Linked DNA regions of Mus musculus: region 1 is linked to region 2. The links are chromatin loops, found by intact Hi-C in ENCODE. Cell type or tissue: left cerebral cortex. All regions are shown on one strand. Each heading gives the region's core, and the rest is flanking DNA. Links, peaks and the distances in the headings are about the cores only.

Region 1 (5,381 bases), core at 68-5,067, 55 kb before region 2:
CCCTCTCCCCCAGCCCTTCCCTGCTTCTGATACCCACCATTCTTCTCTCATCCTATAAGACCTGCTAGTTTTTAGCTTCACATGTAAATGAGAACACATGGTATTTGTTAGAAGAATAGTTTTGACAGTGGAAGCTAAAAGCATTACTTACTGGCCTCTGTACAGTTTAACCCCAATTACTGTCCTTTTTTGCACAACTTCTGTAGTCTCTAGCTCTGCCACCCGGTCACTTGGGCAGCTGTTGTCCTTTGCAGGGTGCTCTTTGGAGGGTGGGATGTGATGTTTTTCAAGCTGTTGAATGCTTTTCAGTGCTTTTCTTTTGTTCTCATGAGCAGACTGACAAAATAGTAAATATTAGGAGTCATTTTTCCTCTACAAACTTCTACAGATGATAATCTGTGTTATTGTTTGGATGCTGTTGTTTTGCCTGGAATTTGATGCAGCTAAGATGTCCGTATCCAGCTCGACTTTGTAGAAATGCTTCTTTTACATATGCTGGATGCCTGTAGTCCTTGCAAAAGCACTTGCTTTCTACTTGTCATTTAAGACATTTGAACTGATATGTTTCTATAGGATAGATACTGGGTGGGTGAGTGGTTGAATGTGTGGGTGCATAAATCCGTGGGTTGGTGGTTCATTTTATTAGGAGTAAGTAGCCTTCAGTCTACCCATGTAGCCATCTTACCTCCTTGGAAATGTCTGCTTAATGATTTTTTTCATTAATTCATCTATCCATTCACTGGACATCCCATTCGCAGCCCCCTCCCCACTTCCAGCCCTACACCTACAAATCCCCACCCCACCCCCCAGAGAAGGGGAAGCTGCCCTCCTGGATCTTGTCTGACATTCTAGCCAGTTTGTCTGAGGCCTCTCTTTCAATTCTATCTACACACCATGCATTGCTGCAACTACCGTCTCTTGCACCAAGTCTCTCAAGGCAGTCCTTTTGTGTACCGTGACACTAGAATTAAAATATCAGGTTCAAGTTTGTTCTGATTTTACTTTCTGCGTCAGTCACACTTCTCTCGATGGCTGTCGATCTGGGCATTTGTGTACTTTTAGATTCTCTACAATGGCTTACTTCATCCCAACCCCATCTGCAAGTGTGTGTGTTTGTGTGTGTGTGTGTGTGTGTGTGTGTGTGTGTGTGTGTGTCTAGGAGCATGTCATGCCCATGGCATGACACATGTGTGGAAGTGAGGACCACCTCAGATGTCAGTCCTCACCTTCCAACATCATTAGAGACAGGGCCTTATTATTCACCACTGTGTGTGCTAAGTTAGCTGGTTCTGGGCATTCTGGTTATGACCAGTCTTGTCCCTACCTCCATCTCACCATAGAAGAGCTGGGACTACAGACACATACCACCACATAGAGCTTTCCCATGGGTTCTTGGATGCTTGCAAAACAAGCACTTTCCCCACTGGACCATCCCCCCAGTCTACCCTGCATTTTCATATCCTCTTATCTTCTTCATCGATGTCTGCTTCTAAGCATGTGCTCATTGCCTGACTTTCCAGCCACTTCAGGGTTTCTCTGGGCACTTCATTCACTCATTACATGTTTCTTCCTTTTCCTTTTCTTTTTTAACAAGTTGTAATGAAATATTTTCTTTTGCCCTTTAGCACCCCTGCCAAGCCTGAAGCTTCACCAGGGTGAGTCCTGTGTCTATTTTATTTATAGCCATGACCTCAGAGCTGGCTGGCAGACAGCAGGTACTCAGTAAGTGACTATTGTATGAATATTATGATATATCCTCATTACAGTGTTCTGGCAATTTCCTAGAATATGCAAAAATAAACAATGCAAAAAAAGTGTGCCTCATCTCTGAATCAGTTGTGTGCTACAGATAATATATAAACTCTGTGCGTGCATGTGTGTGTGTGTGTGTGTGTGTGTGTGTGTGTGTATAAATCCTCTGTGAAGATCTTCAGCAGACCTCTTTCTTACACGAGGAGCCCATGTTGCCTTGATTTAGGCCTCAGCTCCTTCCCATCCTATTCATTTGACAAGCGAGATATTTGGTGGCTATGATTCATGCCCGTCTGCTTGCCTGTGATGAGATTGGCTCTGTGACAAGGATTAAAGATACACAAAGATGAGGCAGACACCATCCTCTGCTGATGGGATTTAGTGGGGGGAACTCACAGGGGAGAAAGGCAATATATAAACAGATATGCAAAGTCATTGCACACCTGTGCTTGCATCTATGAGAGAAAGAGTCCATGGGTATCAAAAATCACATTGAAACATGGTGACATTTGATCTGAGGATGAGACAGGGTGCAACATGGGAAGAGCTAGGGTTAACTATCCTGGACAGAAAGAATATTAACACCTTGGGATTAGCAGGTGGCGTTGCTCTACTCCAAGGCTAGCTGAGAATCCACACTTGTACAATTTAGGCAAGTCTTGAACCTGGAAACAAGCACTGGGGACCCAACAGGTTCAAGCACACCAGAGCCCAGACACTATGGGGTAGGGACTGACTGCTCGGTAGGCTCTTTGGCAATAAGTATGTCTCATTCCCCGCATGATCAGAAAGCCAACTCTGAGGACCTTTGCAACCATGAGGCTTAATGCAGGAATTGGTGTGCCTACAGCTATTGAGAGACAAGACAGAAAGGCCCTTCTTTTATCAGCCATCAAGTCCAACAAAGGCAGCATCAGGAACCTGGGGATTCCTGTGTCTACTCTGTCAGCTGTATCAGGATCATGTCCCACTAGGGGGTACTGTTGTGCTTCAGGAAGTTGGGCTGCCTCGCAGAACTTGTCCCTTTAAATCCATCCACATCTCTGGGGACTCTGGAGTGGGGTGGTTGTAAAGCTTGGTGGGAAAAGACTAAACTTACTGATTCATCTAGTCATCTGTTGGAGAGCTTGAAAGTACCTGGAAATGCTAAGAGTTCTTGAGACTCTGAATATACACAGCAGGAGGTGAGGGGGCTGTATGGACAGCTCAGGTAGGGGGCACAGTGTGGTGAAGGTATGGATACTCAGACTAAGGAGGGTGGCATCCAAAGCTGCTGGGTTGGTTTGCTCCATTCTCACCTGACCCCAGAGGTTTCCATCCCCTCTGAAGTACGAGCCAACCTCGTCTACAAATGGCAGGATTTGGTGAATTGAAAAGCTTGGGAAAGTGCTAATGTCACATGTGTGCGGAGGAAGAGTTCATTGGCCAGAGGAGCATAACAGACTGGCCATGTGTGCTAATGTCCTTCACATTGACTGCCAGGACTCTATGATGGGAATCACCTACTGACTAAGGTGCCTTCTGACAGAACTCCAGATGGGGAAGAGGGTGAGGGCAGCCAGCTTCAGGCCCTCCATGGTGCTTGTTTCCTTCATGTCCTTACAGATGATCTGCCATTCTGTAGGAAGCAGAGGGTGTCCAAGCTGTGAAAGGAGGGGAGCCTCTCCTAGAGTTGGTCTCTATACTGTTTCAGGCTGGCTCATGGCAACCACAAAGAGGATAATGACCCCTCAGCGCCAGTTAGAAGCATCACTGCCACATGAACTCTTGTTTCCTGGATGCTGACACCATTGGAAAGTATCACACAAGAGAAACAAAGTCCTGGAGAAATTCCTATGGAATAGGCATAGGCATAGGGCTCGGGAGCATGTGTGCCCAAAGCCAAGAAGAAACATTTTAGGGAGTAAGGAGTGGGTAGACACTCCCGATGCTATATAAGGGAGAATTAAACCAAGACTAAAGTTGAAAGCGGCTGAGATTGTGGCTCAATGGGTAGAATGCTTACCCGGTTTGATCCCAGGCCTTGAAAAACTTGTGGTGCCATGTGCCTGTAATCCCAGCACTCAGGGGGTGGAGCCACGAGGATCAGAAATTCAAAGCCATCACTGTGTAATGAGTCTGGGGCCAGCAGGGCTTACACAGGGCCCTGTCTGAAAACAAAATAAACAAAATAAAACAAAACACACACACTAGAGCGAGGAGATGGGCTGGCAATCAGAGGCACCGGGATGAGGAAGAGTGTGACTAACAGGAGGAAGCAGAAGCATTCAACTCTGGATCAAGATCCTCAGCTGGAAAGAACAGCAGCCATGGAGGACTACTCTATGAGGAGAGAAAGCAGGCATCAGGCTCCCCAAAGAGACTTGAATGCAATCAGGGAAACCCAATAGAAAACAGGAAGCCCATTCAAGGATGGGTGTGGCATTTTATGATTGATACAGGCTCTCACCTGTTTACCTGGCTTAGACTTCAGGGCAGCACAGGAAGTCTGAGCCATCCACCTGTTGCTGGTGAGGAAGCTGATAGGAATGTCACAGAAGCCAGGGAACAGAATGGCTCTGACTTAAATCCTAGCTGATGTTTTTACTAATTCTAATCATGCATAATTCCTTACCTGACATCAGTTACTCAACTGCTGACTATAGGAAGCCTTCATCAAATGCATACCTTGCACCAGTATTATTAGGTCTGCCTCCTTGACACCCGGCTGCTCCAATAGCACGGCCTGGCAAGTCAGCTTCCAGGTAGAGCCAGATAGATATGCAGACACTTGGGCTCCTTCCTGACACCTACTGTGTTTGTGTATTGGTGAATCCTCACAGAGATTTTACTGGCTTAACCCAGGACGAAGGACAGAGGGAAGAGGAAGAAGATAAACCCGGAGGAGACAGGCAGATATGCAGTTACCTTCAGCTAGTGTCCCCAAGCTCAGCCACAGATGGAGCCTGAGAAATTGAGGTCCAGTTGCCAGGAAACATCTAGGGCTGCTCAAGCACTCGCAAAAACACTTAACACCCACGGTCCCTCAGCCTCCTATCCGGGCCAGCATCTAGAGGAAGGATGCCTGCCATGTCCTCGCCACCCACCCACACTTCAGCCACTCCAAACAACCTTCCTTCCCTCAGTGTGCAGTGCAGGCATTTGTCCTCCTAAATAATATCAATGGAGGCCTTTACAAATAGCTTTTAATAAGCTCTAGTTTCTTAATGACCGAGAACACATGCTCATGGTCAAGAAAAGAGGCAAGTCCATAAACACATCAAACTAAAGGTGAAAATTAATTCCCAGGATGCACAACACCATCCGCTGCAGATCTCCCAAGGTCATTCTCCAAACCCAAGGTCATTCTCCAAACCTAAGCCCTGCTAAGGACACCTGTGCATCCTTTCAGAAGAGACACACGCATATACACTCCAGCATATGTGTGTGGATTTGCAACGCAAAAAAAAAAAACGTTAACCTGACTGCAACTCACCTCTCCCACTTAACAACACGCCCTGGACTCTCTTCCGAGTGTGTCTTTAAATAGATCTTTCTTGCTTTTAACAGCCGCTTTATAATCTATAGCAGAGCCTTGTTAGAGCTTATTTAACCACATCCTACTAATGGCCACAGGGTTTGTTCCTAGT
Region 2 (5,381 bases), core at 68-5,067:
CCTCCTCATCCTCCATCCAAGCACCCACCTCAACTATCTGCAGTCTGCCCGGGGGTAAGGTGTGAACCTCCTCCTGCAAAATGGACTGTCCTGTTTGACCAGGTCGGAGTGCTCTTTGTGATTTTAGTTACTGATATTTGAAAGCCAGGCTATTTATTTTACAGGGGAGTCCAGAGTACTGGGCCCTCTTTAACAAACTCATTGAAAATCTGTCCATACTGGGACCACCCTCATTTGTGGCCACAGCTCGCTCAGCCAAATAGAGCTGCCCTGTACAAAGCATGAAGCGTATACCTCACCATCACACACGTGCGTCTACCTTACCCAAGAACTGTACTTCTGTTACATCCTTGCTTTTCTTTCTTCTTTTTTCAGAGTGCTGGGAATTAAGCCTGTGGCTTCTTACTAGCTGGGCAGGCACTCTACCTCTGAGTTGTATTTCTAGTCTTACTTTCACTTTGAAACCACTCCTTAGCTTAGGTGGGTCTTGAACTTGGGATCCTCCTGCCTCAGCTCTGATGCTGTGTCTGCTGAATTGGTGGCCCCAGAGCTCTCTGTCCTCCCCTAAGGAACCTATCAAGCTTGGTTTGCAGGCAAATGGCACAATGTAGTTGAGATGGCAAGCCTCGATTTAAATCCTGCATGTCTAGCCTCCCTCAGTCCCTCCAGCAGCGGGAAACAGGGTACAGTAAGCTATGCAACACTACAAGAGGTTTCTGCTGCAAAGGAACTCGGGCTCACTGGGTGTGGTCTATGAATCTGTGCAGTTCAAAGTCACAGATCTGGCAGGTGTGGAAGTGCACATCTGCAATCTCTGCACTCAGGGGCTACAGCAGGAGGATCAATGATTAGAAGTCAGTCTGGGTTTCATAAGACCCTGCCATAAACTCATGGGCCTCTGATGAATTACCAAGCCCCCATAATTCTAAACTAATATGTGATACAAAGCTAGTACAAGATGTAGCGACATCACAAGTCCCTGGTAGGGCATCACTCCATCTGAGGCGATCTTACCCAGATGTAGAATGTCTGCTAATTGGAGGAAATGTCAGACAAGCCCAGACTGAGAAACATCCTATACCATAACAGATAAGAACACTCCAAGATGTCAAGATCCTGAAAGACAGAACACACATGGGGGAAGTCAGAGAGACATAAGGATGAAAGATGAAGTGGGTCCTGGACAGGAAGGATGTATGGAGAACTCCACTACAATCTGTGTCAGCTTTTAGTCTTCATGTGCTTGACAGTTGGCTGTTTGTGACAATCCAAATACAGTTTTGTAAGATGTTGACATTGGTGGAAGTTAGGTCTAGGACATTCAGGAACATTCTACCACTTGGTCAACTTTTCTATGTCTAAAATCATTTCCAAATAAGATGTTAAAAAATAAAGTTATTATAAAAATGTTTATCTTGGAGTAAAATTGGTGTCATTCCTCAGGCTCCACCTTCCTTTCTTTTCCTCCCTCCCTCCCTCCCTCCCTCCCTCCCTCCCTCCCTCCCTCCCTCCCTCCCTCCCTTCCTTCCTTCCTTCCTTCCTTCCTTCCTTCCTTCCTTCCTTCCTTCTTCCCCTCCCTCTGTCTTTCTTTCTTATAGACAGGGTCTCTCACTGACCTGGAACTAACCAAGCCGACTAGGTTGCCAAGCCCAGTCAGTAAAATTCTTGCCACACAAGTCTAAGGACTTCAGTTCAGTCTCTAATACTCATGTGAAAACCTGGGTGGGATGTCACATGCTTGTCGCCAGCACCTGGGAGATGGAAACACAAACAACCCTGGGAAAGAAAGGTGGGTGGAGCCTGAGGAATGACATCAAGACTCATGACCTACACACACATATGCGCCAGCACACCCTTACACACATGTACACCCTCATTAGTGGTTATCTTCTGGAGGCACAGTGATGATAAACATATCAATGTACATAAGGGAATGAAGAACGCATTGCTACAGCTGGGCACACGCTGCCATCCCAGCACTCAGGAAGATGAGTGTTGGAGGCCAGCCCGACTCCATAGCAGCGCCACCTGCCGTTCCTGAAGCACTTGGCATCCACCAGTCAGCTTGAAGACTCATCTCCCGCCAGTCTCGCCAGTCACGCCAGTCTCGGGTGTTTACTTCTCAACAGTCGTCCAGTAAGGAAAGTGCAAGCATACTTCTTTTAGAGATGAGCTTGAAAGCCAGGCAAGGTTCTAGCTCACCTACCTGAATACAGTCCGTCTTTGCCAGGTGCCCCTCTCCTGAGGGTGGCCCAAACAACCTAGGGGAGCCCCCCTCTTGCTCTCACTGGCACTCCTGCCCGACACCCACCCTCTTCAGGTTCTGATTTATACTTCCAGAAAATAGCAGCTCTTGCCAGCTTCCTGTTCCTGCCTTTGGATTTCATTAGCAAACCCCATTCTAATTGAACTTTCATTCACTGGGCACAGATCGGCAGTTAATCAAGCTGCTCCCAGCTTGGCTCGCTTCCTTTGGTGGGGGCAGAGACTTCAAGCAGCACTCAGCCCCACTCCTGGGGCAACGTACCCTGTTCTCCAACTGCGTCCTACAGCTCCCTGTGTTCCCAGGACACGGTGCTCTTAGTGATTTCTAAAGAAGACTGTTAGACTCGGATGGTAATCACAGCCCCTTCTGGCACATTCCCTGGACTCTTGGCCTCATTAGAAATCCTCTCCTTGCCTGCTTCCAGCTTCTCTCTTACAAGTAAACGCTCGCCTCTGCTCTCCTGCCTGCCAGACTCTCTGGACACCTCGTTTACTTTTTTTTTTTCTTTCTTAAAGTAACATTTATTGTCACTTTCTCTCATTCTCTGATTAAAGAAAGAATATGTGCTCGTTGCAGAAAAATTGGAAAATGGGGGGAAAATTCACAAAGAAGAAAATAAAACTCAATCATTATGTCACCAGCCAGAAATAAGCCCCGCTGATATATGGAGGTATAGGGGTGCCTTAACTTTCTTAAATATGGCTTTTGTGAAAAATTACACATTATAGGACCAAATCCCTATCCAGAGATCCAAAATGGAGGTAACAGTGGGATGGCTCACCCTACTGCATGATTCCAGTGGACGCCATTCTTATTGTAGCCTACAGGAATGGTACCTTCTGAAGTTGTATGGTGTAGGCAGAGCAGCTGGACATGGTGGCTCGCATAGGAAAACAGTGTGTAGAAAGAGTGAAGCAAACCATCACTGGGACACAGTCCTGGGATTCTTCGAGAAGTCTGGAAATTAAGCAGGTCCAGTGTGGCTTGCAGTCTTCTGTCAGCTGAAAATGATTTGAGTTCATTCAAAACTATTCCCTCTCCTGGTCTAGGATCCTGCCCCATGGGGAATGACCCCAGAGCCTGTTTCTGTTTCTTATGCAGTTAGTTGTCCTTGGTCTGGCTGTCCTGGTTTGGACAGGGCAGGAGCCAAGGACAACTAACTGCATAATGAAAGCCCCAATCATATACTATGGAGATAAAGAGGAAAAGCCATTATCTCTGCACCTCCATGATGGTAAGAGGTTGGTGGGGGGGGGGGGTTCCCTGACCTGACCTGGAGCCTGAGGAGACTACGGACGAGGACCAGCCAGTGAAGGGCAGGGGAGATGCTCTGATCTACTACTAAGCTGCCGAACCTAATGTGACATTTCTTCTTAGAGAGTGCTTTTTTTGTTGTTTTGTTTTTTTATTTTGTTTGTTTGTTTGTTGTTGTTGTTGTTGTTGTTGTCATTGTTGTTTTGGTTTTTCAAGACAGGGTTTATCTGTGTAGCCCTGGCTGTCCTGGAATGCACTCTGTAGACTAGGCTAGTCTCAAACTCAGAAATCTGCCTGTTTCTGCCTCCCAAGTGCTGGGATTAAAGGTGTGCGCCACCACTGCCCAGCAAAAGTGCTTTTCTTTGTGCAACCATTCCGGAAGAAGAGCCATGCAGGGCTGGGTTATGAATGACATGGGAACAAGACCTAAGTGTAGAGTAAACCCCAGCTGTATTCCTGTGACCAGCAGAGACACCTTCTCTGCCTGGTCATTGTACCCTGCCCCCTGTCTCTTTCTTTGCTTCCTGGCTGCCATGAGGTGAACAGCACCCCACACACCCACACTTTGACTACAGTATCTCTGCCTTGCCATGGACCTTAAAAACAATGGAGCCAGATGAGCACAGATTGACATCTTTAAAACCATTAGACAACTGTATTTCTCTGAGGAATTTGTCACAGCAACAAAATGTCTGATGAACATTGAATGTACAGAGAAAAGGAAGCTACACGCTGTCAAGATGCTATAAATATGTTCTGGGATAATCGACTCTTTCCAATCATGTTACTTTTAACAATCCATACAATTGCATTCCATGAATGTACCCAAAATTACATTTCTTGTTTATGGGTGTTTTCATTTATAATCATTTAAGTTTTATACACTAGAAATAAACTGTGGTTTACCTATGGACTAGATGTCAATCTTTGTCCATAACCATCCACATAGGGTATGATGACGCATACCTATAATCCCAACACTCAGGAAGTGGATGCAGGGGCTGCTACCACAAGTCTGGGCTATGAGAGATCTCATCTGAAAAACAGTAGTGACAGGCTAAAGAAATGGCTCAGTGGGTCAGAGCATATTCTGCTCCTGCATAGAGCCCACGGGGCAGCTCATAACCTTCTGTAACTGTAGCCAAAAGATATGACTCCCTCTTGTAGCATCCTTGGGCACCAAACACACATATGTCCATATACATAACCTTCCAGCAAGAACCCAGAATATAAAAATAATTTTAAAGGTTTCCAGGTACTTTATATAATAAATGTATCTATATTACTTTATGTTAAGGTACTTGGTCAAATGGTATGCAGCCTGGATATTCAAGCCGCCTACACACAGGTTATATCAAAATTCTACATATGCTGTGTAAGTGCTCTTGCCTCCTGATATGCAGTGGCTATAGAGATGTATAATAAAGTGGGTTGCCTAAACATAGTATTTTAAGACATCAGTCAAATACCACTGGGGCACCCAAATGACTGAATATCACATTCACCAAAATTCTTGTTTTCACAGGCTGGGAGGAATTGCTGTGTGTAGAGGGGAGATGAGTGCCCTCTAAAGGCTGGCTTTGGAAACAGAGGACCATTAAACTCCTTATCTAAGGTTGGCTAAGCTGTGTTACCAGGTCATCTCAGAGAAACCGACATCCACTGAACTCTTCTTCACTCTTTCCCACAGGTCAAAAAGTTTCTCCTTTTTAGATCTACTGGGCAAATATTTACTGAACAACAGTTCCAATCGTGTAAAGCTCTGTTATTAACATGGTTGTTTGTGATTATCTGGTGCATGATTTAAGTGAGTTGAAGAACAGCATCTTTAGACTTCCTACTTCTTAAAGAAAAGGGAGAG

Evidence for each region. Peaks named below come from ENCODE experiments on the same cell type or tissue, not always from the same donor. Only the 100,000 strongest peaks of a DNase experiment are listed, where the experiment ranks them.
Region 1: a loop joins it to region 2, with 5 times the contacts of the local background. A loop is called at or near these places in 5 of 42 quality-filtered maps.

The regions. Positions count from the first base shown.
Region 1 is chr7:121,482,739-121,488,119 of GRCm38, forward strand. The region is part of intron 1 of Hs3st2 (heparan sulfate (glucosamine) 3-O-sulfotransferase 2); the gene reads left to right. Among named protein-coding and RNA genes, the nearest start is that of Gm39081, 54 kb to the right of the region's middle. In left cerebral cortex, for the core only: a CTCF peak has its summit at 2,726 (motif pointing right); DNase peaks (open chromatin) are centred at 2,043, 2,767, 3,791 and 4,744; H3K27ac peaks cover 1,070 bases.
Region 2 is chr7:121,537,577-121,542,957 of GRCm38, forward strand. Gm39081 (a long non-coding RNA gene) reads right to left here and starts at 2,299. Exons shown (of 4, transcript XR_869921.2): 1 at 2,207-2,299. In left cerebral cortex, for the core only: a CTCF peak has its summit at 2,031 (motif pointing left); DNase peaks (open chromatin) are centred at 2,036, 2,520 and 5,060; H3K4me3 peaks cover 345 bases; H3K27ac peaks cover 1,073 bases.